Regions from separate parts of the Homo sapiens genome. Here region 1 is linked to region 2. The links are chromatin contacts, found by Hi-C in ENCODE. All regions are on one chromosome and are shown on one strand. Each heading gives the region's core, a stretch centred on a gene start or an enhancer-like site at or near the end of the contact. The rest is flanking DNA. Distances are from core to core; before and after follow the strand shown. Region 1 overlaps STARD4-AS1 (STARD4 antisense RNA 1). Region 2 has its middle 15 kb from the start of EPB41L4A-AS1.

What was found. A loop is a pair of places that touch in the nucleus more often than their neighbours do. Pooled maps may share reads with other maps.
Region 1: a map of IMR-90 shows a loop between it and region 2 (4-fold over the local background). The contact joins two enhancer-like sites. A Hi-C loop is called at or near these places in 2 of 168 maps with a recorded cell type or tissue (IMR-90 and ascending aorta) and 2 of 50 pooled maps.

The regions. Positions count from the first base shown.
Region 1 is chr5:111,638,947-111,646,339 of GRCh38, forward strand. The region is part of intron 1 of STARD4-AS1 (STARD4 antisense RNA 1); the gene reads left to right. Among named protein-coding and RNA genes, the nearest start is that of NREP, 110 kb to the right of the region's middle. Within about 2 kb of position 2,750, at least 2 of the 41 ENCODE cell types and tissues checked have a DNase peak (open chromatin) inside an H3K27ac peak, as active enhancers do.
Region 2 is chr5:112,141,698-112,148,514 of GRCh38, forward strand. It overlaps a transcript of EPB41L4A not described here. Among named protein-coding and RNA genes, the nearest start is that of EPB41L4A-AS1, 15 kb to the right of the region's middle. Within about 2 kb of position 4,759, at least 5 of the 41 ENCODE cell types and tissues checked have a DNase peak (open chromatin) inside an H3K27ac peak, as active enhancers do.

The DNA.
Region 1 (7,393 bases), core at 1,500-3,999, 500 kb before region 2:
TTGAATCATCAGGGCAGTCCCCCATGCAGTTCTCTTGATAGTGAGTTAGGTTTCATGAGATCTGATAGTTTTATAAGGGGTTTTTCTCACTTTACTCGGCACTTCTCCTTCCTGCCACCATGTGAAGAAGGAGGTGTTTGCTTCCCCTTCTGCCATGATGGTAAGTTTCCTGAGGCCTCCCTAGCCATGCAGAACTGTGAGTCAATTAAACCTCTTTCCCTTCTAAATTACCCAGTCTCAGATATGTCCCTATAGCAGCATGAGTATGAAATAATACAGTAAATTCATACCACAGTGAGTGGGGTGCTGCTAAAAAGATACCTGAAAATTTGGAAGCAACTTTGGAACTGAGTGTCAGGTAGAGGTTGGAACAGCTTGGAGGGCTCATAAAAAGACAGGAAGATGTGGGAAAAGTTTAGAACTTCCTAGAGACTTGTTGAATGGCTTTGACCCAAATGCTGATAGTGATATGGACAATAAAGTCCAGGCTGAGGTGGACTCAGATGGAGATGAGGAACTTCTTGGGAACTGGCGTAAAGGTTACTCTTGCTATGCAAAGAGACTGGCAGTATTTTGCCCCTGCTTTAGAGATCTGTGGAACTTTTGAACTCAAAAGAGATGATTTAGGGTATCTGGCAGGAGAAATTTCTAAGCACCAAAGCATTCAGGGGGAAGCAGAGCATAAAAGTTTGGAAAAATTACAGCCTGATGATGCAATAGAAAAGAAAAAACCATTTTCTGGGGAGAATTCAAGCCGGCTGCAGAAATTTGCATAAGTAACTAGGAATCTAATGTTAATCACCAAGACAATGGGGATAATGTCTCCAAGGTATGTCAGAGACCTTCACGGTGGACCCCCATCACAGGATCACAGGCCTAGGAGGAAAAAATGGTTTCCTGGGCCAGGTCCAGGGCCCCCCTTCTCTGTGCAGCCTCAGAACATGGTGCCCTGTGTCCCAGCCACTTCAGCTCCAGCCATGGGTAAAAGGGGCAAAGGTAGAGCCTGGGCCATGGCTTCAAGGGTGCAAGCCCCAAACCTTGGCAGCTTCCACGTGGTGTTGAGCCTGTGGGTACACAGAAGTCAAGAATTCTGGTTTGGGAACCTCTGCCTAGATTTCAGAGGATGTGTGGAAATGCCTGGATATCCAGGCAGAAGGTTGCTGCAGGGGTGGAGCCCTTATGGAGAACCTCTCTGCTAGGGTAGTGTGGAAGGGAAATGTGGAGTCAGAGCTCTCACACAGAGTCCCCACTGGGCTACTGCCTAGTGGAGCAGTGAGAAAAGGGCCACCGTCCTCTAGACCCCAGAATGGTAGATCCACTGACAGCTCACACCATGCTCCTGGAAAAGCCACAGACACTCAACACTATCCTGTGAAAGCAGCCAGAAGGGCACTATATCCTGCAAAGCCACAGAGATGGAGCTTCCCAAGGCTGTAGGAGCCCACCTCTTGCATTAGTGTGACCTAGATGTGGGACATAAAGTCAAAGGAGATCATTTTGGAACTTTAGGGTTTAATGACTGCCCTATTGGATTTCAGACTTGCATGGGGACTGTAGCCCCTTTGTTTTGGCCAATTTCTCCCATTTGGAACGGGTGTATTTACCCAATGCCTATACCTCTATTGTATCTGGCAAGTAACTAACTTGCTTTTGATTTTATAGGCTCCTAGGCAGAAGGGACTTGCCTTGTCTCAGATGAAACTATGGACTTGAACTTTTGGGTTAATGCTGGAATTAGCAAAGATTTTGGGGGACTGTTAGAAAGGCATGATTGTGTTTTGAAAAGTGAGGACATGAGATTTGGGAGGGGTCGGGGGGACAGTAATATTTTTTGGCTGTGTCTCCACCCAAATATCATCTTGAACTGTAGTTCCCATAATCCTCATGTGTTATGGGAGGGACTTGGTGGGAAGTAATTTAATCATGCAGGTGGTTCCCCATGCTGCTGTCATGATAGTGAGTTCCCATGAGATCTGATGGTTTTACAAGGGGCTTTTCCCCCTTGCTTGGCACTTCTCCTTCCTGCTCCATGTGAAGAAGGACATGCATGCTTCTCCTTCCACTATGATTGTTAAGTTTCCTGAGGCTTCCCTAGCCATGCAGAACTGTGAGCCAATTAAACCACTTTCCTTTATAAATTATCCAGTCGTGGGTATGTCCTTATAGCAGCATGAGAACAAACTAATACACCCACCCAGAGAGAAAATGTGTTGAAATGGCAAGATTACCAGAAGAAGGCTCTGGGACATAGGTCCAGTCCTGGCTTTGCCAAAACTTATATGACCTTAGACAAGTCACTCAGACTGCCTGGGCTTTACTATCCCCATTTGGAAATAAAAATATTAACATAGATTCTATGTTATAGACAATCCGGCCGGGCGCGGTGGCTCATGCCTGTAATCCCAGCATTTTGGGAGGCTGAGGCAGGTGGATCACGAGGTCAGGAGATCGAGACCACAATCCTGGCCAACATGGTGAAACCTTGTCTCTACTAAAAATACAAAAATTACTTAGGCATGGTGGCGGGTGCCTGTAGTCCCAGCTACTCAGGAGGCTGAGGCAGGAGAATCACTTGAACCTGGGAGGCAGAGGTTGCAGTGAACCAAGATTGCACCACTGCACTCCAGCCTGGCGACAGAGCAAGACTCCATCTCAAAAAAAAAAAAAGATCCCTGAGTCTAACAATCTATGAAGCAAAAGAGAGAATCAGATACAGCTTCTTCATAGATAGGTTCCCCGGAGGCTATGTTTAATGCATGACTCTCAAGTCAGGCTGGTTCCCAGGTCCTGATTCATCAGGCTGGTGATTTATTAGGCTTAAATAACTACTATTCCCATATAAAAACAAACAAGCCTAATTTCGTTTATTTCTCCTACCTAAGAAAGAAGTCAAATGTTAATAATTTATAAAAATAGTGAAATAAGAAAGGACAAGGGATTGAAAAACCAGAGGCAAAGGCTTTTTTTTGCTTTGAGAAAGATGACAGACCATTTCCTTGAGTTATTAGTGTACAGTGTCTAGGGAATGCATATAAAGAGCAGATGAATCCATTTGGCATGTCCACACAGCAATATTTGGAGAGGATGGGAGTATTTCCAGAGAATGATAAACACTAACATGCCTTCAAAAGCCTGAACTTGGGGTGGAGCAGAGACTTAGAAAGATACTAGTCTGAGAATGACATAATTCTAAATGCATGACTCACATTTACTTTCACTAAGCAAAGTTTCTGGGTAGAATATATACCCAGGGATGTCGTTAGTATTCCTTGTAGAATCATTACCTGGGACAACAGTTAGTCAATTACTAATACTCCTGCAGATTGAAAAGAGATAGGCTCCAAGCAGGATGAGATTGAGTTTTACTTGAATGTTTCCTAATTTGCTTTTCTTATTATATTTACTGTACTAGAGAAGCAGTGTGTGCAGTGGTTAGAAACTTGAAGACACTCTACCCATGGTGTATCATTTAGTAGCTGGGTGAGCTTGAGCAAATTATTTAATCTCTTGCTTCAGTTGGCATGTCTCTGAAACAGGATTATAACAGAATCTCAGAGTTGTTGTAAAGACTAAGTGAGCTAATACTCATATATAGCTTGGAAGAGTGCCTACTGAGTGCTGAGTAGCACTGTGTGTTACCTAGGGTAATTATTGCTCCTGTTACATATGTTGGTGTGGAATAACTTGTGTGGCCACGACCAGGTAAGGTGCAGGTATCTAATTTGGAGTCATGATTGGGCACTGGCCAAGTAATGATAATTGTTAACATCGGCTGGACTAAAAAGACCAAAACTTGGGTGGAAAAGTCTTACTACTTCTTACTCATGGTTAAGTCTTCTCACATAACCAGTAGTTGGCTGTACTTTGGTTTTCATTCTAATCGTACCCCATCTCTCCAAAGTGGGAAAGAAGAGTTGAATGAGTATAACTTGATAATGATATGAAAAATTCAGTGGTCTGAGATAGAAAGGTGATGTGTTGTGACAATTCTTTCAACAATATTGGGAACTGGATTAGGAGTGAAGGATCATGAAACTAGCAGCTATTATAATTCACAGATGCATTTCACTCCAGAAATAGGATATTCCAAGCTCTTTCCGTGCTTACTTAGTTCTTTATAGATTTTCAGTTTTAGCAGAGAGTATTTGCCAATCATATGGCACCATCATATGCTTGAAATGAGAAAAACACCATTTGGGGACAACTGGACTCAAGAGAATTAACATGTTTCCATGCTGTCAATATTACTAAGAAGGAGTCAGACATTCCTTACACAATATCTTCTTTCTATACTTTTTATTTTAAGTAGATACACTGATCTGTGTAATGTTTCTAATTCCAAGTCTGTGTAAATAAAAAAGGAGAAGTGGATTGGATAGCAGGTCATACATAGAGAACAACATGACTCTCTAAGTAGCAGGTCATACTCAGAGAACAGTATGCCTCTTGTTTTATTTACCTCTTTTCAAATAAGTAAAACAGCCTCTGTTTTCTTCTCTTTTCCTCTCTGACATTCTGGTAAGTTTAGTATCCATTATTCAAACAACTATGGCTAAAAACAAAGTTTAACATTTTTTGTATCTAATTGGAAAACAATGAAGCGTTCTCATTACATGATGATAATAAACAACACTCTGGGCTTGTTCTTTCCTAACTTCATTTCTTATTTGAACAAACATCCTTTCTGCACCCCAGTAATTGTTCACGTAAACCATAGTTCATTTCTTTAGTTCAAGTCCAGGAACCAAACTTTGTTTGCAAAAGTGCTCTAATCTTTACTGAGTACAGTTGGCAAACAATTTCATTTTGTGTGTACTAAGAAGGGTGCAAGGTTGGAAATGAGGGATGTGAGGCTACAGACTGGATAGCAGTGGACATTTTTTCTGAGGTAATGACTTTAATAATCCTACACTTGACAGAAAGGGCAAGACAGAATATAAAGTTGACAGTTCTAAGCTTTATTATTCCCCTGAATTTTGGCAATTACTTTAGCTCTTGTAATCAGTCATTACACTTACCATTTTATCTCTAAAGCCATAGATTGAAAATACTTATACACATCCACTAATCTCTATATCAATGGTATCAAGCAGATGGTAGATTGTGTAAGTTAGGATTAGTATCAACTGCATGTAACAGACAAATTCAGAACAACAGTGACTTAAACAAGATTGATGTCTCTTATTTCTCTCTCACACAAACAGAATACAAAAGTAGGCAGTCCAGAACTGATAAGGTGGCTCCACTGAGTTGTCAGGAACCCAAGATCCTTCCATGTCTCTGTTTTATCATCCCTAACTGTGGCTTCTGTCCCTAAAAGCCCCCCAAAGCCTCCAAATCACATTTATAGACTGGGGAACAAATGAAGGAGACTCTCCATTAAGGGATTTTTCCCTGGAACTCCATTTAACCATTATATCTACATCTCATTGGCTGAAACTTAATGACAGCTAAGAGGGCTGCAAGAAAGGCTGAAAAATTGTGCCTTTTGCTAGGTAGTTACACACCCAGCTAAAGATGTGGTCTCCTATGGCCAAGAAGCAAAGCATAGATAATGGAAGTTAGCTAGCAGTCTCTGTGCAGAATATTGCAGTAGATTCTAAGGGTAGAAAGAAATTGAAAGGAGCCTGTGAAATAACACCTAGCCTTTCAGAAACCTATATTTATCTTCTCTAAGTTTATTATTTCTATAAGTAAATGCAGGTTAGCAGGTTATATTATTAAATTCATGTATTGATAATGTAGCAGTTGCAAAAACTGATTATAGAAAGTGGAGGACATAAGAGAATTAAGTCAGGAAGTTAGCTTTTCTACTCTTCTCAGACCACCCATCTGCTGATCCTCAGGAAGTTACATGCCATGATAGTGTGAGCATTATGCACATATCACCACGTCCTGACACCTCTACAAACAAAAGGCAAGTGCATATGCAAAGAGAGGGTAATTTGAGGTATAGGGGAGACCCAGACATTGTCATAACAAAATAGATGACTCCAGAACTGCTGCTCGGTTGAAGAAAAACTCTATTAAGTTCTAGATGACTTAAGAGAAGGCATATATTTAGAATAACCTATGTAGGAAATGAAATTATGCACAATACTATGATAAAAATGAGTCCATGAGTGCTGAAGGGGCACAGGAAACACATACACAAAGGTAGGACTCAGTGAAGAAAAGCCTGGGGAGAGAGAGTATTGAGGGTCTAGTTGAATGAAGGTCCCAGCCAAGAAGCCATGTGGAGGATTCCAGCTGGCTGAGAGGGTACTGGTAGTTCGTTCTCTCCTCACAACGTTAGTTTCAAACACCTCTTAGGGCTTAGAAGAAAAAAGTGTGCAATTTAATCACCTATTACTCCAGAAATAGTTGAAGCAAGAATCGGAATCACATCTATCATCCCATAAAAGCCAAATAATGAAATTTTAAATGGAAACTAAGAGCAGAAACGCAGACACCCACTTGTAGATCACAGAAAGAACACCTCTCTTGGGGTATTTTGTTCTTTGCCCTGGCTGTAAGGGAATCCCAGGTCAAGTCCACACGTGGAGCTCACTGTGGTCAGGTAGCCCTGGGTGACCTAAGTCTTCTCAGGGATCTTTGTGAAACACGCAACCCTATTAACTTTACAGTTTTATTTAGTCTCACTCTAAGGGGTGGATCAGTCTTTCTGACTGACCTGAGACAACCCCGTGCAGCTGTGGCCTTGACAAAATTCTCAGTTATCCCTCTGGCAAGGACAGAAATGAAATCATGAAAGGATTAAAAAAATTCCTTTTTCTCTAAGATTGCAAAGTCCCCTCAGATGGTTGAATGGAGAGCAGATAAGGAGAATGCGTGAGAAGCACTTTTCCTCAGACCTCAGCCTTCCTGTAGCCCAACCCAACAGCATTTTACCCCTAGGATTATAAAGAGAATGACTGGGGAATTAGACCAGCAGTATTATTAGCAATATACTAGGAGGCACAGCCCCCATTTCTACCTCAGGATCTGAAGTACCTTTGATACATCTTCTGGTTTCTTGGGCTTTGTCCTATTCTGATAACAAGTGCAGGCACAATTCGAGAGGCTTGATGTATCACACTTCTTAAACCTCTTCAATGTGGCTGGCCAAAAACAACACTTGACCATCCTTTTTCTTCCCCTTGAAGGTGCTGTAGGGCTGTATTTGGAACACTTAGGGGTTCTGGGAGCCACCAGTGGTCCTTGCAAAGAGAAACTAGGGAACAGGGATGTTCTCAGCTGTGAGGATCTGTGAAGGGTATTCTCCTAGCCTTCTACTTGGTAAAATGTCATAGAGATGCATAAAAGGGAGACAAGCAAGGCTCTTCAAACTGTTTATGGAAAAGCACAATATTCATGTATTAAATTAACATCTGATGATGCCCGTCTTAATCAG
Region 2 (6,817 bases), core at 3,509-6,008:
AACGATCTCTGAGATGTTCCAAAATGTTCAGTTCAGCTTGCCTTGTGTTACTTTCTGAAAGAAGTCCCTAGTCAGTTGCAGGAAGAAAGTTCCTGGCAGTTGCCTCCTTTTGTTTTCCACCATCTGTTTTATTCTGTACCCTCCTGATCTTGCTTTCTTCCCAGCAATTTGTGCATTTCAGTCACTGAATTTCATGAGATAAAGCTGCCTAGGTGACCACCCTCCTCCCCCAACAACACCGTGAGAACTATTCTAGAAGAATAAATGTAACACTCAGACTTCCAAGTGAGACATGAAAGGAGGATTTGAGCCGAATTATTTTTGTAGAAGCACAATGTGGGGCATTTGCTTAAGGAGCAATACCAGACTCTCTGTGCCTTGTCTCTCTTCCCCATATTTTACCCTTTTGAGTTTCTTTGGAGAAGGCTGGCTCTGGGATATGCACAGAGCCTTATACACTAGGTTCTAAGACTCCTCAACTTAAATAATAGCCACTTACCACTACTCCTCTCCTTCGAATCCCACGGGATGGAGTTCCACTGTCCTGCAGCTCTCTTTCTTCTGTCTGTCGACAGCTTTCTTTTTAGTGTATAGATCCTTTCATTCACCATCTTCTGGCTTCCCATTTGTCTGAAGTCAAGTTCCTGTAAGCACCATTTAAGAACTTCCTAGGTACTGCAAGTTATTTTAGCTAGTCTTCTAAAATAGCATCTGGTAATTCAAATGATACTGTGCTACAAGATGAAAATATGAACTTCATTTTATTGTGGATACAAATATGAGCAAAAATGCTTATGGGTGTGGGTCAAGAATATACTCATGGAAAGTTAATACCTTTATTACAACAAAGAACTTTTTTATAATAACTTAGAAGTCATTCAAAAGTAATCTAAGAACAGATTTATTTTAGAAACTAATTACACTGTGACATCTGGACTGCACAGATCAATCAGCAATATTAGAAAGAAGTGTTGAAAGAGAATGAGATTTTCGGTCAGAAGATTAAGGCCCAAATCCTGTCTCTGCTGCTTTCTAGCTTTATGACCTTGAGTAAGTTTCTTAACTTTTGAAGTGTATGCACATAATACCTTTCATAATAGAATAGTTGTGTTCCCATTGTTTCCATGCCTTTCTATATCCACTCTCCTTGACTTTTCAGTTCCTCTCATTAAGAATAGAGACTATTTCCTCATTCCTTGAAACTGGGCCAAGAAAATGCTTCAGAAGTAGTTGCGTGCCAGTGCCAAGAGTGAGCCATGAGAGGATTCACATGCCTCCACTCACTCATTTGGCACCTGCTTGAAACTAGCTAGGGTTAGCCTGCTGGAGAGGCAATATCCACTCTTGTGTGCCCAGGTGACCAAACTCTACACCTATGAATGAGGCCACCCTAGACTAGTAAGTCCTAGAAATCTGCCAACTTACCGCAGACTCGTTAGCAAGCCCATTTATGATCACCTGAGCCTGGTCCAGACCACAGTTACCCAACCAAGACAAAGACTTGTGAGTTAAACAAATTATTGTTTCAAGCCACTCAGTTTCAGGGCAGTTAGTCATACAGTTATAGCAAACTGATACAGGTACTACATAGGTTGTTGTGAAGATTAAATGAAAAAAATATGTAATGCACTTACTGCAGTGCCTAACATATAGTAGATTCTTAATGGATTGTTGCTACTTTTATTATCATCATACCAAAATGATCTGTTTTTATGTTAATGAAGTAATAGTTCATGACAGTGCTTTTTCTAATATTTCTTTCTGAAGGCTGTATTAGTCAGGATATAAATGACAAATACAAATCAACTTAAATTTTAAAAGGAGTGGTTCATTAGCACTGATGTCAGACAGACTGAGATCCAGACCTCAATATCACCATTTCTCCCCTATCTTCCCTGTCTCTCTTTGTGTTGGCCTCATTCTTACTATTGCAGACAGGCTTTCTCTACAAGAGATAAAGTCAGCCATCCTCAGCTATTCTTCTAGTGCCAGGAACATAGAAGCAACAGCAATTTTCCCTATTGACTCCAATATAGAAAAGTCCCAGACAAGGGCTCCAATTGGCCCAGCTTGAGTCACGTGTTAATACCTGAACCAACCACAGCAGCCAAGGAGGTGGGGCTCTCTGTCCACATCACTTCATGTGCTGACCCTGTATAAACAGGGAGAAAGCAGAGTCTGCACTGAAGACATAGAAAAGAAGGGGGAAATGTGCTCAGTTGCCAAAGACAATACTACCAGAAGCCTGGAATAATAAATTATGCTATGGCCACCCTCCAATTCACCCCTTATTATCACTGGACTGGATCTTTGGACTTGAAGCCTATAGTCCACTAAGGCAGAAAATAAACTGCCTTCAGAAACAGAATTCAGGGCTCTGTGCCTACTTTTCTCCCTATAATCATTCCTTAAAATTATTTTAACCACCCTGATATGGAGCAGCCCTGGGAATATGAGGGAAATCAACCCAATAGATATGTACTTTTAAGGAAAAGCATTTTATTATACTTAACTTCCCATTCTTTTACCAACATACAAATATTCTTATTGCACTCTCATAGAGCTTTTGGTGTTCTAGACACTGAGATTTTATTTTATTTATTTTGAGACAGTGTCTCACCCTGTTGTCCAGACTGGAGTACAGTGGTGCAATCACGGCTCACTGCAACCTTGACCTCCCAGGGCTTAGATGATCCTCCCACCTCAGTTTCCCAAGTAGCTGGGACTACAGGTGTGTGCCACCACACTCAGCTAATTTTTTGTAGAGATGAGTTTTGCCAAGTTGCCCAGGCTGGTCTTGAACTCCTGGGCCCAAGCAATCTGCCAGCCTCAACTTCTTAAACTGATGGGATTACAAGTATGAGCCACCGCGCCTGGTCTTGGTTGGATACAGAGATTTTAGAGGCTTTACTGGCCATGGCTGAATTTACACCTAATCCTCAAAGATGATATCTTTTGTGAGCTGGATCGTAGGATTGTAGAGATAGAAGAAAACCTAGAGGTCATTTATATCTAAATTGGGTGAAAGTAGCAATGACATCCCAGGTGATAGACATTGGGGCCATGGGTGTTGCAATTGTTGCTACTGCTGTTATAGTTGAATGTGTGACATAAATGTCACATGTATGAATATGTAATCTTGTGCCCATGCCCCACTTGAGGTTATAGCACCTAGAATTGAAAAGAGGGTAGTCCAGCCTGCAGGAGAAGAGGGAGGGGATCCCCTCACTCCTTTGCCATGCCACACTTTTTAATCAATGAAACCTAAGTTAACATTAACTTTGTTTAAAAAAAGTAAGTTAATTCTGGCTGTGCGTGGTGGTGACTCATGCTTGTAATCCCGGCACTTTGGGAGGCCGAGGTGGGCGTATCACTTGAGGTCAGGAGTTTGAGACCAGCCTGGCCAACATGGCGAAACCCTGTCCCTACTAAAAATACAAAAATTAGCCAGGCGTGGTGGCACAAACCTGTAATCCCAGCTACTTGGGAGGCTGAGGTGGGAGAATCACTTGAACCTGGGAGGTGGAGGTTGCAGTGAGCCAAGATCACATTGCTGCACTCCAGCCTGGGCAACAGAGTGAGGTTATATAAAGTGTGGTTCATCTTAATTTGATAACGGAGATTTTATGTAAAATCTCTTCTGCACCACCATTTTAGAGATCTTACTTGAAGTGCTGACTTGTCAATGACAGAGATACTGAAGAAACTGCTAAATGAATGCTATTTGAGATGGAGATTTTGTATTTTTATGAATCAAAATAAATAAATAAAAATAAGTTAACTCTGCTGACAGCCATTGTACACAACTGATTTATACTATCTTCACTGCCAACTACATTTCCTGTCTTCTTCAGATTTGTCACAGCTACTTATCCTGTATACATGCTATTGACTTTAGGACACATGTAGTGGCCTTTACATGTAGTCTCTTTAAAACAATTCTTGCTATACTACCAAGTTTAACCAGCCTAAGACTTAGGATCTTGATTTGACCATTTAATTTATTCTATTTAATTTCACATCATCCCAAATTTGATAAACGTGCATACAACATCCTCAACCAAATCACTGTAAAAAGAATTAAAGAAAAAGGCCAAGAACAACCCTAGACACATTCCTCCATTTGATATCAATCTATTAAATAGCTATTGAGACAATTATCAATATACATAATTACACTTACATCCCAGCCCCAATATCACTTCATCCAGAAGTGTATTATGAGAGACCTTCTGAAGTGCCTTGTTCAAACTCAGATTTCCAAGTTCTCTGCCCTTTCTAGGTCTGGAGGTCTGGACACCCTGTTAAAGAAAAAAGTTTGCTGTGACAAGTGTCAAACCCAATCTGGCTTCTCATGAAGTAGGTGCTACTGCCTCTAGGGACTACTCACCCATTCATCTGATAGGGTCTTACAGAATCGAGACCACATTCACTATTGTAGACCAAAGTTTATTGAAATTACTACTCCCCCTTTTTAGAAATGTCAAGCATCGCGATCCTCAAACTTCTGCCTTTCAGCCATTCTTGGGCTCACCATGATTTCTGGGAAGGTTTCATATTCTCAATTTCAAGTTCAGAAATATAACTCACCCATTTGACAGACTTCAGATCTCTAATGGAACAGCTGCAATTCTCTTTCAGTGGCTAAAACCAAATACTAACATTAATACATGAACAGCCCACTCATTAGAAACCCAGGTTTTGTGTTTAGTGCTGTTTGAGTAATTCTGTGTCCCACAGGAGCAGAGGATCTTCCAACGCTGTTTGCGCTCCCCAAAGACTCTTGCACCATCAAGCTAACAGCAAGGTTACTGACGGAAACAGATTTTTCTAAAAATATCCTTGGCAATGTGTGGACATGAAACACATGCCACATATATTTAGTCATAAAAATATAAAAAATTTATTTTTGTCTAGCAACTATTTATTTCCAGATGTGTGACTAAGCACAGCAACCAAATCATACCTGACTTAAAAAAAAATTAAGACCAGTCGAGCTGCCTAACCACAGAAGAAAGGTCTATTAATAATTTAACCCTCGTTGCTACTGGCAAGCTGGCTGCAGACTGAAGCACCAGCTTTATCCTCCTGGTTAGCTTAGAACATAGAGTCTGCAGTACAGGAATCTTACCACTCAAAGATGTTTCATACTTGTCTGAATTGGAATGCATAAGATGTAACCTTAACAGGTCTTTTCTATTAATTAGACGAGACTTTTATTTAAAGAAAAGCCTCACCTTGGAAAAACAAGTATGAAAAATATAAAAACCAGGTTTAAAACACCTGGAAAATGTGGTGATTCTACTCCAATATGACTATTCAGTTGTTCATTTATTCCAATTAAAGTGTAATCCTGTAATGTGTAAAGTGTAATGTGCTGCTCTAAATTAGTGTGGGTTTTGTGCTTGGCTTGTACTGCCACCTGGTGGTTTTCTACATGTAGTAACATCAGACCCAGGAATGTCTTGAATTAGTATTCATTTAGCAGTCTATTCAGTATCTCTGTCATTGACAAGTCAGCACTTCAAGTACGATCTATAAAATGGTGGTGGAGAAGAGATTTTACATAAAATCTGTGTTATCAAATTAAGACAAACCACACCTTATTTAATCACATCATTTTTATGTGAACACATTTAGCATAAAGATTAGCAAATCTGAGCCGGGTGCGGTGACTCACGCCTGTAATCCCAGCACTTTGGGAGGCCGAGGCAGGCGGATCACCTGAGGTCAGGAGTTCGAGACCAGCCTGGCCAACATAGTGAAACCCCTTCTCTACTAAAAGTACAAAAATTAGCCGGGTGTGGTGGCATGTGCCTGTGGTCTCAGCTACTTGGGAGGCTGAGGCAGTAGAATCACGAACCCGGGAGGCAAAGGCTGCAGTAAGCCAAGACTGCACCACTGCACTCCAGCCTGGGCAACAGAACGAGACTCTGTCTCAAGAAAAAAAAAAAAAAGATTAGCAAATCCATAATGAAAATTCCATAAGAGAAAAAAATTTAAGGGTAATTACACCCCCAAAATAAGAAAAAAATGAATGAAAAAGACAAGGCCTTTCCAAATATAGGCCTACCTGGCTTTTGATAAAAACAGGCCTAGCGCGGTGGCTCACGCCTGTAATGCCAGCATTACAGCATTTGAGACCAGCCTGGCCAACGTGGTGAAACCTTGTCTCTACTAAAAATACAAAAATTAGCTGGGCAAAATGGCACATGACTTTAGTCCCAGCTACTTGGGAAGCTGAGGCAGGAGAATTGCATGAACCCAGGAGGTGGAGGCTGCAGTGAGCTGAGATGGTGCCACTGCACTCCAGCCTGGGTGACAGAGTGAAAAAACAAAAATAAATTAAAAAATAAACGCAAACACCAGAAAATTGGGAGTTAAATAGTATTACTATAATATAATAGTATTACTATATAATATAATAATATAATAGTATTACTATATAATATAATAATATAATAGTATTACTATATAATATAATAATATAATAGTATTACTATATAATATAATAATATAGTTTAGTAGTATTACTATACAAAAGTAGTTTCCATAGGTTTCTTTGATATGTTTTAGAATTCATGTTTCTCTTTTGTGAAATGTCTCTTTTTGACTTTGGCTCTGATGATTTCCCAGTGTTCATATGGATAAATGTGAATATTTTAAAATTAGGGTTATATTTCTTTTAATTACATTTATTATAAGAATTTTACCAATTGATACATGGAATTTTCTTTAATTATTACTTTAGTGACAGAACAGTTTTAGATTTTCCCAAATCAAGACTACCAATTATTTTCTTATTCCATTTTTTTAT